Linked DNA regions of Homo sapiens: region 1 is linked to region 2. The links are chromatin loops, found by intact Hi-C in ENCODE. Cell type or tissue: HCT116. All regions are shown on one strand. Links, peaks and the distances in the headings refer to the core of each region. The heading gives the core; the rest is flanking DNA.

Region 1 (6,068 bases), core at 2,428-4,927, 890 kb after region 2:
ACATTGACCTCATGGTTCTACTCACTAGCCTGCACACTGCTCTCCCTTCCATCCAGCCAACGATGTTTGATTTAATATGGGGAGCTACTCTTTTTTTTTTTTTTTTGAGACGGAGTCTCCCTCTGTCGCTCAGGCTGGAGTGCAGTGGTGCGATCTCGGCTCACTGCAAATTCCACCTCCCAGGTTCACGCCATTCTCCTGCCTCAGCCTCCTGAGTAGCTGGGACTACAGGCACCCGCCACCACGCCAGGCTAATTTTTTTGTATTTTTAGTAGAGATGGGGTTTCACCATGTTAGCCAGGATGGTCTCGATCTCCTGACCTCGTGATCCGCCCGCCTCGGCCTCCCAAAGTGTTGGGATTACAGGCATGAGCCACCGCGCCCTGCTAGGGAACTACTCTTTCCTCACTACTTTTATGACTTTGTTAGCGGCATCTCTTTTCTCTCCATCCCCTTTAGGTCTCTCACTTATAGCATTTTTTAATTAGTTCCCTTGGGGCTAATAACTGCAAGATATTTGAATGGCAACATTTTCTCCAAGAGCCCAAATGTTAATTCCAATGTCATCTTTGTTATTTCCCCCAACTTACTAAATAGGGTTCCTGGCGGCCAGCTTGGAGTGCCAAAATCCCCTGGCTGAAGAAACCTATTAGGCCTCCATTGCTTCCAATCTGTAGATTCCACTTAGATTTATTTGTAGAATTAATTACAGAAACTGTTTTATTCTTTTATATATATGACTTTTGTAGTAGTGTCTACCTGGGATATCTCAGTTTGCTGAGGTCACAAAGCCACTTGTTAAGATGTGATAGGACTATACTCAGATAGTACAGTGACATCACTAAACCTAAGGCTTACGGGAACCTAAGCCTCCATCATTTTCCTCCCACTTTTTGCCACACTCTAGCAGAGGTTTATTCAAGTTAGTATCTCTACTTCACTGGGAAGGATTGGGATTCAGCATTTTCATATTTTTCTCTTTGATTAACCATTCCCCCACTCAAGACTGGCATTTCCTGTTTCGGTTGGGCCTGTTTAGACACATGTTGCTCAGCACAGCTGGTTGGGCATTTGCAGTCCAAGTGATTATCCTTGCACTTTTATATGGTGGCAGCATGCTGCAACAGGAAGCACGATGAAACTGCAGGCAGAAGGCCTGGGTTCTGGTCCTAGTTTTCTCATTAAATACCAATATGACCGGCCGGGCGTGGTGGCTCACGCCTATAATCCCAGCACTTTGGGAGGCCGAGGAGGGCGGATCACGAGGTCAGGAGATCGAGACCATCCTGGCTAACGCGGTGAAACCCCATCTCTAATAAAAATACAAAAATTAGCCAGGCATGGTGGCGGGCGCCTGTAGTCCCAGCTACTCAGGAGGCTGAGGCAGGAGAATGGTGTGAACCCGGGAGGCAGAGCTTGCAGTGAGCCGAGATCGTGCCACTGCACTCCAGCCTGGGTGACAGAGCAAGACTCTGTCTCAAAAAATAAATAAATAAATAAATAAATAAATAAATAAATAATACCGATATGACCTTGAATAAGTCATTTCATTCTTCTATGTCTCCATTTATCTGTAAAATGGGGAAATCCAAAACATACCATCTCTAGGGACACTTTCAGAAATAACATTGGATGCTTCTACACTTTACTTGAAAGGCACTTTATTCATTCAATGCCTTTTCAAAGTACTTCTATAAAAAAGAAATTTCAGGGCCAGGAGCAGTGGTTCACATCTATAATGTCAGCACTTTGGGCAGCAGAGGCAGGAGGACCCCTTGAGCCCAGGAGTTCAAGACCAGCCCGGACAACATAGTGAAACCCTGTCTGTACAAAATAAAAAGTTTTTAAAATTTGCCAGCCATGAAAGCTCACATCTGTAGTTCCAGCTACTTGGGAGGCTCAGGTGGGAGGACTGCTTGAGCCCAGGAGGTTGAGGCTGCAGTGGGCCATGATTGTGCCACCATAGTCCAGCCCAGGCAACAGAGCAAGTCCCTGTCTCTAAAAAAAAAAAAAAAAAAAAAAACAAAGAAAAAAATATTTTTTAAGAAATCTCAGAGCCACCTTATAATCAGAACACAGAATGATATGGTTGGAAGTCATGCTTTATAGAATTCTGATTTTTTATATATTTATATAAAAACATCTTGTATGATTATCCAGAATAGCATTGCCAACTCATCAAGCTTTCAGGGACGAGAGAGAGGGTGAGTACATTGCTTCTGCTAGAGTTGAAATTAATAGCTCTGGGCTGGGCACTGTGGCATGTGCCTGTAATCCCAGCACTTTGGGAGGCTGAGGTGGGCAGATCACTTCAGGCCAGGAGTTCGAGACCAGCCTGGCCAACATGGTAAAACCCCATCTCTACTAAAAATACAAAAATTAGCTGGGCATGGTGGCACACACCTGCAATCCCAGCTACTCAGGAGGCTGAGGTGGGAGAATCGCTTGAACCTGGGAGGAGGAGGCTGCAGTGAGTCAAGATCATGCAACTGCACCCCAGCGTGGGTGATACAGCAAGACCCTGTCTCAAAAACAAGAAAAAAAAAGAAAGAAATTAACAGCTCTGAACCCTACCAAAGACAGCAAAAGGAACTCTATTTTCCCCTCAAGCCCAGCATAGAATTTGTTATCTACCTACAATGGTTGGTTTTTATGTGTCAACTTAGCTAGGCCACTGTACCCAGATATTTGCTCAAACACATCTGGAGATTCTGTGAAAGTATTTTTAGATGAGATTAACATTTAAATAAGTAAACTCTGAGTAAAAGCAGATTACTCCCCATAATGTGGGAGGGCCTCATCTAATAAGTTGGAATCCTTAAAAAAAAAAAAAAAAAAAAAGACTGAGATCCCCTAAGGAAGACGGAATTTTCTGCCAGCAAACTACCTTTAGGCTCAAGCTGCAAAAATCAATTCTTCCCTGGGTCTCCAGCCTGCTGGTCTACCCTATGGATTTTGTACTTGCCTATCATGGGAGTATATATATACACACACACATATATATGCATACATATATTTATATATAGGCATCTATATATTTATATATGCATATATATTTATATATAGGCATCTATATATCTACATATATGCCTATATATATTTATATATAGGTGCATATATATATATATATAGGCATATATATATATATATTTAGAGAGAGAGAGAGAGAGAGATCCTTTCGTTCTGTTTCTCTGGAGAACTCTTCCTGGACATAGAGGAAAATCTCATCCTGCCCTTATCCCCTCCCTTTATCCCATGAAGTTCTATTCCCCTGCCAGAAGATCCACTCACCTCAATAACAAATGCAACTGAAAGGGATCAATAAAGTGCCATGCACATGTTTGTTAACATAATAACAGTTATCATCATCATCATTATTGTCATTTTAGTCAGACCATTTGAGAAACTAGACGTGGGGCCAACTGCGTATGCCCAGTATTATACAATGTGAAAGCCTGGGGTCTCTAAGGGAAGGCAGACCACACAGGGCAGGGGGCTATTGTGCTTTGCTTCCACAACCCACAACCCAGCCACACATCAGATTATTGAAACCACTCCTGCGAAAGAACAAAATTGGTTGATTATGCATTCATCCCACATAACTCTTGGCTCTAGCAATTCTCTACACCTCCGGAGATCTCTCATCTTCCTCTTCATCTACATTATCCAGAAAAGAAAAAAAGCCAGCTGTCAGAGGGAGTAATCTTTTTAGCACTTTTCCAATCAAAACCAGCCTTTGCTGACTTCCCCTGACTTCCTAGAATAAATCCTGCCTGGTCCCCAAAAAGCCTGATGGCTTTTTAGTGCACTGGCTCCACCTAGTGACTGCTAGAGAGAATGCACCCAAACTTTCTTGGTTTGGATCGAGGTTACAGAATTGACAGCTAAAAAGTCAGACAAGTTATTCACGATAGCCAGACGTTGATTTGAATTCCAAAGACTTCTGAGAAACACTGTATATAGCTCATTTTAGGAGTACCTAGCATAAGGTTAAGAGTATGTATTTTAAGTTCAGGTGTCTCTGAGTGCAAAATCTTGTTCAGCCTCCTACCACATTTTGCCTATATGACTTTGGACAAGTCATTTACCTTATTTAAGCTTTAAGGCACTTATTTGTAAAAACTGAGTTAATTGTGAATACTTACTAGAAATTTTGTAATAATTAATATAGATAGATAGTAGATGGATAGAGTGCTTAATAGACTACTTCATCCATAATAAACAATCAATAAACCATAGTTATTTCTATTAGCTACTTGGAAGACTTCCATAGAATATCCATTTCTCTGTGGGTCGATGCTTCTTACCCTTTTAACTGAGCTAAATAGGAGATTATGATCAATTTTTAAAGGCTACTTTAACACAATTTGAGTCTGATAGATACAGATTTCCCTGCAGGAATTATGTATTCTTTGCCATGCTACTGCCTAGAGAGTAAATATTCTATTTTATTTATTTATTTAAGACATAGTCTCACTCTGTTGCACAGGCTGGAGCGCAGTGATGCAACCATAGCTGACTGCAGCCTGGAACTCTTGGGCTCAAAGAATCCTCCTGCTTCAGCCTCCCGAGTAGCTGGGACTACAGGCGTGTTCCACCACATCAGGTTAATTTTTTTACTTTTTGTAGAAATGGAGTCTTAGTATGTTACCCAGGCTGGTCTCAAACTCCTGGACTCAAGCAATCCTCCCATGTAGGCCTCTCAAAGAACTAAGATTATAGGAGTGAACCACCATCGAGCTATAAATATTCTAGTGATTCAAGAAAGGCACTCAATTTTTTAATTAAATGTGTGTCACATATGCTCCTTTGTTTGGTACTTAGATGGAAGTTCAAAGTTCATTCTTAAATCTGAGACCTTGGGAATATAATCTTTTAAATTATCTCCTATATCTGTTCTCAAAATAAATCAACAAAATAATTTTGGGTCTTTCTTGAATGCAAAACCGAAAGCACTTTTTAAAGAGTGAGGAGGATCTGTTAGATGTTAAAGCACACCTGTTTAAGGTTGGCCATAATGTACCTTTGCTCAATCTCATAACCAAGTCTGACTTCCAGAATCCCTTAGTTTGTAACACCGCTGTCAACAGATGAACCCAGCCCTGCTCCTAGCCCTGTTCTTCCTTTTTGTTGGTTCCTAAGAAGCATATATTTTGTTTATAGTCCCATATTTCCCTATCCTTCATTCTGGATATAATTTTTCCACAAGGAAAAAGTATTTGTAGTATAAAGGACTGAATTAAGATCCATGGAATTTGCAAGCTTCTCTCAACTGAATTGATTCAAGTCATGAAACCATATACAAGTCACAGCCTAAGTCTCAGTTTTGTATTTGAAAAATGGTGATACCTCCCCATCTTACCCTACAAAGTTATGGTGAATATAATAAATTAGTGTAAGTAAAAGACCTATGTACATTACAAGATACTATACGAATATGAAACTAGCGCTTCCAGCTCAGGGTGAACACTACTAGTTTAAAATCCATTCCCAATCTTTTAAGTATGGAAACCCTCATGTGCCAGTTACTGTATTTTTACTGTATTTTACTGTAGTGATTGAGAAAATATAAGTTTTCATTTGGATTTCCATTCCCTCACAATAATTCCAAGGTCTCTCAAAGTGTCCTGGTCAGATACTTAGAATCACTGCCTAAATCAATAAGGAGATTAACCAAAGTTGGCCTCAACACACTGGGCTGCAGAATTTTTTCTTGTTTTCTGATTCCTCTAAACCAACTACTTTCCTTTCCTAAAGGTTTTCTATCACTTGCTAGGACTCCTGGTCCCCCTTCTTCTTTGCTGCTTTCTGGGATACTAGCCCATCTGTCACTTCTTCTGAAACTACTGATTATAAATTCCTAACAGTTATTCATAGTTAAACCTATATAAGTATACACCTCAAAAGAAGAAAACAAAATTGATGTCACACATTGAGATGGAAAGATCTGATTCCAAAGTACTGGTAAAAAGTACAAAAATACTCCCCTCCCCAGTCCTTGAGTTATTAATCATCTTGAGGTTGCAGTACTTAGACATCTGTTGGATAAAAGAACAGATTAGAGGGAG
Region 2 (6,634 bases), core at 2,087-4,586:
TCTTGGTGTTGCCTTGCCTATGTCTGTGGGCACCTTGCATGTTACCATGAGCCCCTTAAGACCCTGATAATGGTAATAATAATGAAAGAGACAACATTGGCAACCGACGTTTATTGATTATGCTAATAAAGACTCATTATTTTATTATCTTCTGAAACAACTTTATTATAAAGCTACATTTAGGGATAAGGAAACTGAGCTTTCTAGAGGTTTAGTCATTTACCCAAGGTCACAGCTAAAAAATGGTGGCCTGGGGCTCAAACTTAAGCTTGTCTCATTCCAGAGCCCAAATGTCACTGTGCCCCTCACCACTTATCATGCCGCCTTGGCAACTGTCTGTGAGCAAGGCTTGCTTCTCGAGGACAGGAACCCTCAGCATATTCCCAGTGCCTAGAACAGTGCCTGGTATATGCTAAGTGTTCAGTGAGTGTTTGTTGACTAACTGAATAAACAAATAAATTTCAACAGAGCCCTCCCCTCCTCCAATAGTCCTTGAACCAAACCCAGGGACTTGGGTGGAGAGAAGTTCCTCTGTGCCCAGGAGCAGCAGCAGCAGATGGTGCTGCGGGGATATGCTCTCTCTTTACTCTTGCACCGAGCTGCTCTCTCTCCATCCCCTCTCCTCCTTCTCCGAAGCAGCCCCATGTGCTAGGAAGATGGCCAAGTGAGGCCACTAGCCTTCCAGCAGGAAACACCTGGCTGGTCAAAGCCTTTTGCAGTGCTTTGTTTCCACAATAACCTTTTATTTGCCTCTCTCTCTTAGATTTCATGCAAAGCCAACTGGTATTTTTTTAAACAGCTGAGAACACCAGATGGAAGGGTAGGGGGAGGTGGAGGCACAGTGAAAGGCAGGAAGGGGGCAAGAAAGGGCTGTGGATGAGAGGGACGTCCTGAAACATGTGAGGTCGGGAAAATGCCAGACAGGTCAGCAGAGGTAGGGAAGGAAAAAAGAGCTGAAAAGACCAGCAGCCACCATATGTGTGCATGCACATGCACGCCGCACTTTCAACATACCATTAAAATAGAGAAAGAAACGTTCTGGTTTCCGTAGCAACAAGGCCTATTGGTGCCTCAGCCAGAGAAACTTATTGGAAAGAAAGGCATTTGCCTGTTAAGGAGCCTGATGAATCGGGAGATAATTATACAGCATTCCACCACCACTAAAGACACACAAATACACTCCAGAAAATATTTTAAAGAGCATAGATTGTCACAAATCCCACAAAGGCAGTGGGTGGGAGTGAGGCAGCAGGCGAGGAAAAAAGGCGACTGGAACGGTTCTAGGTGAACACCTAGGGAGGGGGCCCATGTGAGGTGGAGACTGGAACCAGCTCACAGGTCAGTTGTCAGAGGCAAACATGAGGCAGAGCTTGACATACTGGTATTTGATTCTAAGGGGCCAGCACACTGAGTCCTATCTTCTTTGTCCTTTTGGGAAGTGGGTGGGTGGATCTGTCATGTCTAAACAGTTAGATCCAGTATGAGAGGGTTCGCTGAGAGCAGTGGGATCAGCGCTGTTAGGGCACTGCTTCTGCGGCGGAATGAACTGTGTGAATGTCATAGGACATCTGCTCCCCCAGATGGGGTGGGACAGAAGAGGAGAATCTTCAACACTGAGTAGAGGATTGTAGAATCTTCCTTAGGGTAGAAGGAAAGGAGATACACAATTGTACTTCTCATAACGCAGGACACTGGGCTGGGCACATAACAATTGCTATATAAAATACATAGTGAGTGAATGAAAGATGGAATGGATACATGGATGGATAGATGATTATGTGAGTGACTTGATGAATAAATGGACAAAAAAATTGTGAATAACCAGGTCCCTGACTTCTCTCCTCTTGCTCATCCCTAGGAACTTAATTGCAAATCAGTTTTGTCCTCCAGAAGAAGGTCACTGAGTAGTCAGAGGTTCCGTGGTGAAGCCTTTAGATAAGAGTCATGCCCTGCAATAAGCCCCAAGATCTGGGGCTAAAGACAGCCCGGCATCTTCAAGAGCCTATTACCTTTGAAGATTCAGATGTGTTGCATATGTTCTCCTTCCTCCTTATGGATGATACACCTTGTGATATGCCCTTCCAGTGTTCCACCCTGAATTAGAGGGAAGAGCTTGCCCACTTCATCACAGCACCAGGACCACTTTCTGTAGCTCTTGGGGCTCAGGTGAGCCCTCAACTTCTGTCTGAGGGAGTTTTCCTATCCTCTGATCGCTGATAGTGCTCCGTGAGCCCCTCAGCTGGCCCTTTCTTTACACATTGGTGTCTAGAATCATGACTTCTTATTCAGTTTTTCCTGTGTGTATGTTGCTCCTCTCCCACTACACTAGTGGGAGAAGCCACTTGGAGAACCTCTTCATAGCCGGAGCCACTAGCAGGCCGCATATCAAAGAATTGCATATTTGCAATGTTGACACCAAGGAGAAGGACACTGATCTCTAGCCTTTAAGAATTGGCTGAAGCCATCAGACTCCACCCTCAGCTAAGATCAGCTCTGTGCCAAGAAACCCCTTGTACACTAAACACACATACACCATACGCAACATTTTGTGGGTGATGCCTGGTTGTCTTGCATGGCAGACACGGGCTAGAGGGCTGTGTGAACTGATGAGAAAGAAAGGGAAGGAGTCAGGGAAAGTCCCAGAGGACTCATCCCCTTGCTACTCATAGGCACTTGACTATTAATGAACTGAGTCTGTCACAGTCACAACACAAAGGGGTCCTGCCAGGGAAGGGAACGCAGAACCACAATAGACGGCTTCTTTGTCCTGGAAGTAGAGATGAGGCAGGATTCTCCTTATCACCACAATCTTAGCAGTGCGTTTTGCTTATATTTTGTTTTTTGAATAAGGAAAAGAAGGTTCAGCGAGGTTGAGCAAATTGCTCAAGGTCACATAGTTAGCGTATAGATACGTATTGAATTTACACTGTCCCTCTCCAATGTCCAGGCTGTCAACTCTGGTATTATATTGACTGTTTGGACTTAGGCTCACTGAAGGCACTGGAGGAAGCCAAAGTATGTTTTATTTCTTTGAATGAATGCCTCTTTGAAAACACAGCCTGCTTTGGGAATATGAAAGAGAAAAAACAGGTCAGAGTTCTTTTGCTACTTAAAATGAAGATGAGGGAAACGGTTCAGAACAGAGAAAAACTTATAAGTCTTATTTTGTGTAAGCATCATATTAAACATATTCCATTCCAACTATAAACAGATTTTCACATTTCCACCTTCCCCCTCCCATTACCCTGCATCAGCCCCCACCATCCCCAACAGATTGTTCCCTTCCTTCCTGTTTATATTATAAGAAAGCAAAATTGGCTTCCCCTTCATTCTCCACCTCCCACCCTGCACCATCTGGGGGTGCATAGCTCTTACCCCGTTTTTTGTTGTTTTTTTTTAATACTCCCTCGACTTCGTGTCCAGCGGCCCATTCGATTTTGAAGCTCCGCAGAGAGTGCCTCCAGCGGCCGCCAGGGGTCGCAGTCGAGCAGCTGGCGCCGCCTCTGTGCAGGGGAGCAGGGGCCGCTGGCCGGGAATCGCAAGCCGGTCTCCTGTACATATTAGCGCGCAGCATTAATCAGGCCGCAGCCTCTGCAGTGCTTTCCGAGGGGAGTCAGAGACTAGGGCTGGGAATGAGACCGGGCCTTTTCGGGCCACTAGAGCCGGGCCACCTCAACTCTCCCGCCCTAGGCTCAGAGCACACAGTGCTCAACGAAGTGCAGCGAGGCCAGCTGCTCGCCTGGCCCAGGGTCGAGCCTTGCCTCCCAGGATTCCTAAACATACGGGACCTGTGAGTCTGTGGACAGCAGTGCCTGCCAGGCCTGAATTCATCAGGAGTGGCGGGAGGTGGCGTAGAGGGGCAGCTCTTGATGTAGATCGGGAGGACACCTCCTCTCCCTCCCCTGCCCTCTTACTGACCCCAGCCCCTCGACAACACAGGCCCCTAGAAGCCAAGTGGCAGCTCTGTCCCTGCACACGCGTGGGCACTCCCCAGACCCCTGCCAGTTCTCAGGTCACCCTCAGACAGATTTGGCCAAACCTCCCATGGTCTTCTCATGTGCCTGGAAAGCCAGGCCTCTGCCAGAAGCTTATCAGATGGGAGGCAGAGCAGGGGAGGGCCAGCACGTGCTTCCTCTAGCATGAATTTTTCAACATTACATTTTCATCTCTCTGCCCTATTTCTCTCAATTCTCATCTCTGAAAAGAGCAGCGCAATTCCCTCCCACTGCCCTTTTTAGAGACGGATCTGCTTCTTCAGATTTGATGCAATTACTGGGCAACTAAGATGGAGGCACTAGGGGAAGAAAGGGGGAGCGGGAACAGAGGGGAGGGGAAAGGGCTTGTCAGCCCTGAGACCCGCAGGTGCGCCCGGGAGAAGCTGTGGCTCCGAGACGCTTGCCACTCCTGGGCAACACTGTTGAGCCCTTTTACTCAAACCATTGAGGTGAAACACCAGGGGCCCACGATGCGCCTCCACTTTTCCTTCCTCTTTCTCCATCTGCCTCTCCCTTTCATCCCTTCTTCCCTTCCTTCCTTTCTTCTTTCCTTAGAGACAGACACAAGCACACATATAGACATTCCTATGCATGTGCTTATAATACAAGTCATGCTTGGATCTTTTATAATAAGTTCTAAAGGGATAAGATACTATGGGGGGGGGAGAGAGATCTGATCAGTTTGGTGAAATAAGTGGGATTTGAGTTGGATCTTGAAGAATGGGTAGGACTTCTGCAAGAAGGAGGAAGGCAGGCCAGTGACAGAGAAAAGCTTGAACAAAGACATAAAAGTGACAGATGCCACAGCAGTTGGAGAGAGCCATGAGTAGGCTGCAGTGGCTCCATAGAAGGTAGAGGAGAAGAGGATGTTTTGGGCACAAGCCTGCAAAAGTTAGACCAGAAAATGGAGAACCCTAGAGCCCAAATGAGGAGTTAGTGCATTGGTCTTTGGACTGCAAAGCCCATCAAAGGTTTTCATGGCACAACAAATCTGTGGTTGTATTAGTTCATTCTCACACTGCTGTAAAGACATATCTGGGACTGGATAATTTATAATGAAAAGAAGTTTAATTGGCTCACTGTTCTGCAGGTTGTACAGGCTTCTGCTTCTGGGGAGACCTCAGGAAGCTTACGATCATGGCAGAAGGCAAAGGGAAAGCAGGCACATCTTCATATGGCTGGCAGGAAATAGAGAGTGGGGTGGGGAGCTGGGGGAGAGGTGCTATACACCATTAAACAAGCAGAACTTGGGAGAAGTCTATCACAAGAACAACAAGAGAGAAGTCCTCCTCCATGATCCAACCACCTCCCACAAGCCCTTTCCTCCAACACTGAGGATTAATTACAAGATTTGGGTGGGGACACAGATGCAAATCATATCAGTGGTTTAGGGATATTTCTTCAAAGGATGGGTAGATAAGGGATTGAGGTGCTGGGGGTTGGCAGCTGGGCATGGAAGGTTTGGGGGGCTGTTGTGGTAGTACAGATGGAGACAGTCAGGGCCTGACTTTGGGCTGCCACACTGGAGCAGAGAGTGTGAGACACCATGAGGAGAGGCTTTACACTTGCTCCTCAACACCCTCTTCCCACCTCTGCCCCTCCATCACTCCCCATCACAGCTGATGATCTCCTATCACACTTCACTGAGAAATGGGAATGATTGGAGGAGAACTCCCTTTTCTCCCAACCACCTGGTCTACACATGAACCTGTGTGTACCCAGTGTACCCATTTTCTCTTTTCCTCCTCTTAGTATGGAAAAAAATTCCCTTCCTTCCTGTTTATATTATAAGAAAGCAAAACTGGCTTTCCTCCACTCTGCCTTTCTCAAGGACTTTTCTTCCTCATTACTCCCTTTTTCTCCTGCATCGTCAGTCCCTCCCTCTTTAATGTTCATTCTCACCAACACATAAATATGCTCTATCATTCTGCAGCTTCACAAAAGTCTCCAATGCTACATCCCTCTCTACCTAGAGCCTCATCTGTAATAAAACTTTTCCAAAGTCTGCACACACTGATTCTATCTCTTCACCTACAAACTACTCTTCAGTTTGCTCTGATCTGGCTCATTACATTACTTTACCAAAATTACCCTTCAATCTCTAACATTCTAAATCCAGCAGGTAGTTTTCTGGCCTTATATTGGCTCTTCCATTCATATTTGGCATACTTGACCCCACTGTCCTCTGTGAAACACTCTTTTTCTTAGTTTCATGACATCATAGCTGCTTGTATTTTTTCTATATCAGTGACCTCTGCTTCTCATACAGTTCTAGTGGCTTCTGCTTTTGGAGAAGATGAACAAATACTGAAGTGCCCCAGGACCTTGTCCCGGGATCCCTTTTCTTCCTTTCTCTTCCTGTCTCATCTACTCTCTTCTCTTCATCGATGTACTCCCATGGCATAAATACCATCTCTCCAGTGATGCCTCCAGATAGATCCCCATCTCAGAGCCCTCACCATGGAGGCCCAGGCTCTTACATCCAACTGTCAAATTGACATCTCCACCAGCGTGTCTCATTGGAATCTTAAATTTAGCATATCTAAAACAAAACTCTTAATTCTCTTCTGTACCCAACTGCCAGCTGGTTCTGTCCCTCTCTCTATGTCCCCAATTCAAGAAATGGCATTATCATCCAC

What was found. A loop is a pair of places that touch in the nucleus more often than their neighbours do. Peaks named below come from ENCODE experiments on the same cell type or tissue, not always from the same donor. Only the 100,000 strongest peaks of a DNase experiment are listed, where the experiment ranks them.
Region 1: a loop joins it to region 2, with 16 times the contacts of the local background. A loop is called at or near these places in 43 of 110 quality-filtered maps.

The regions. Positions count from the first base shown.
Region 1 is chr12:14,163,406-14,169,473 of GRCh38, forward strand. No RefSeq gene overlaps it. Among named protein-coding and RNA genes, the nearest start is that of GRIN2B, 180 kb to the left of the region's middle. In HCT116, for the core only: a CTCF peak has its summit at 3,815 (motif pointing left); a DNase peak (open chromatin) is centred at 3,796.
Region 2 is chr12:13,274,873-13,281,506 of GRCh38, forward strand. No RefSeq gene overlaps it. Among named protein-coding and RNA genes, the nearest start is that of EMP1, 81 kb to the left of the region's middle. In HCT116, for the core only: a CTCF peak has its summit at 3,455 (motif pointing right); a DNase peak (open chromatin) is centred at 3,449; H3K27ac peaks cover 434 bases.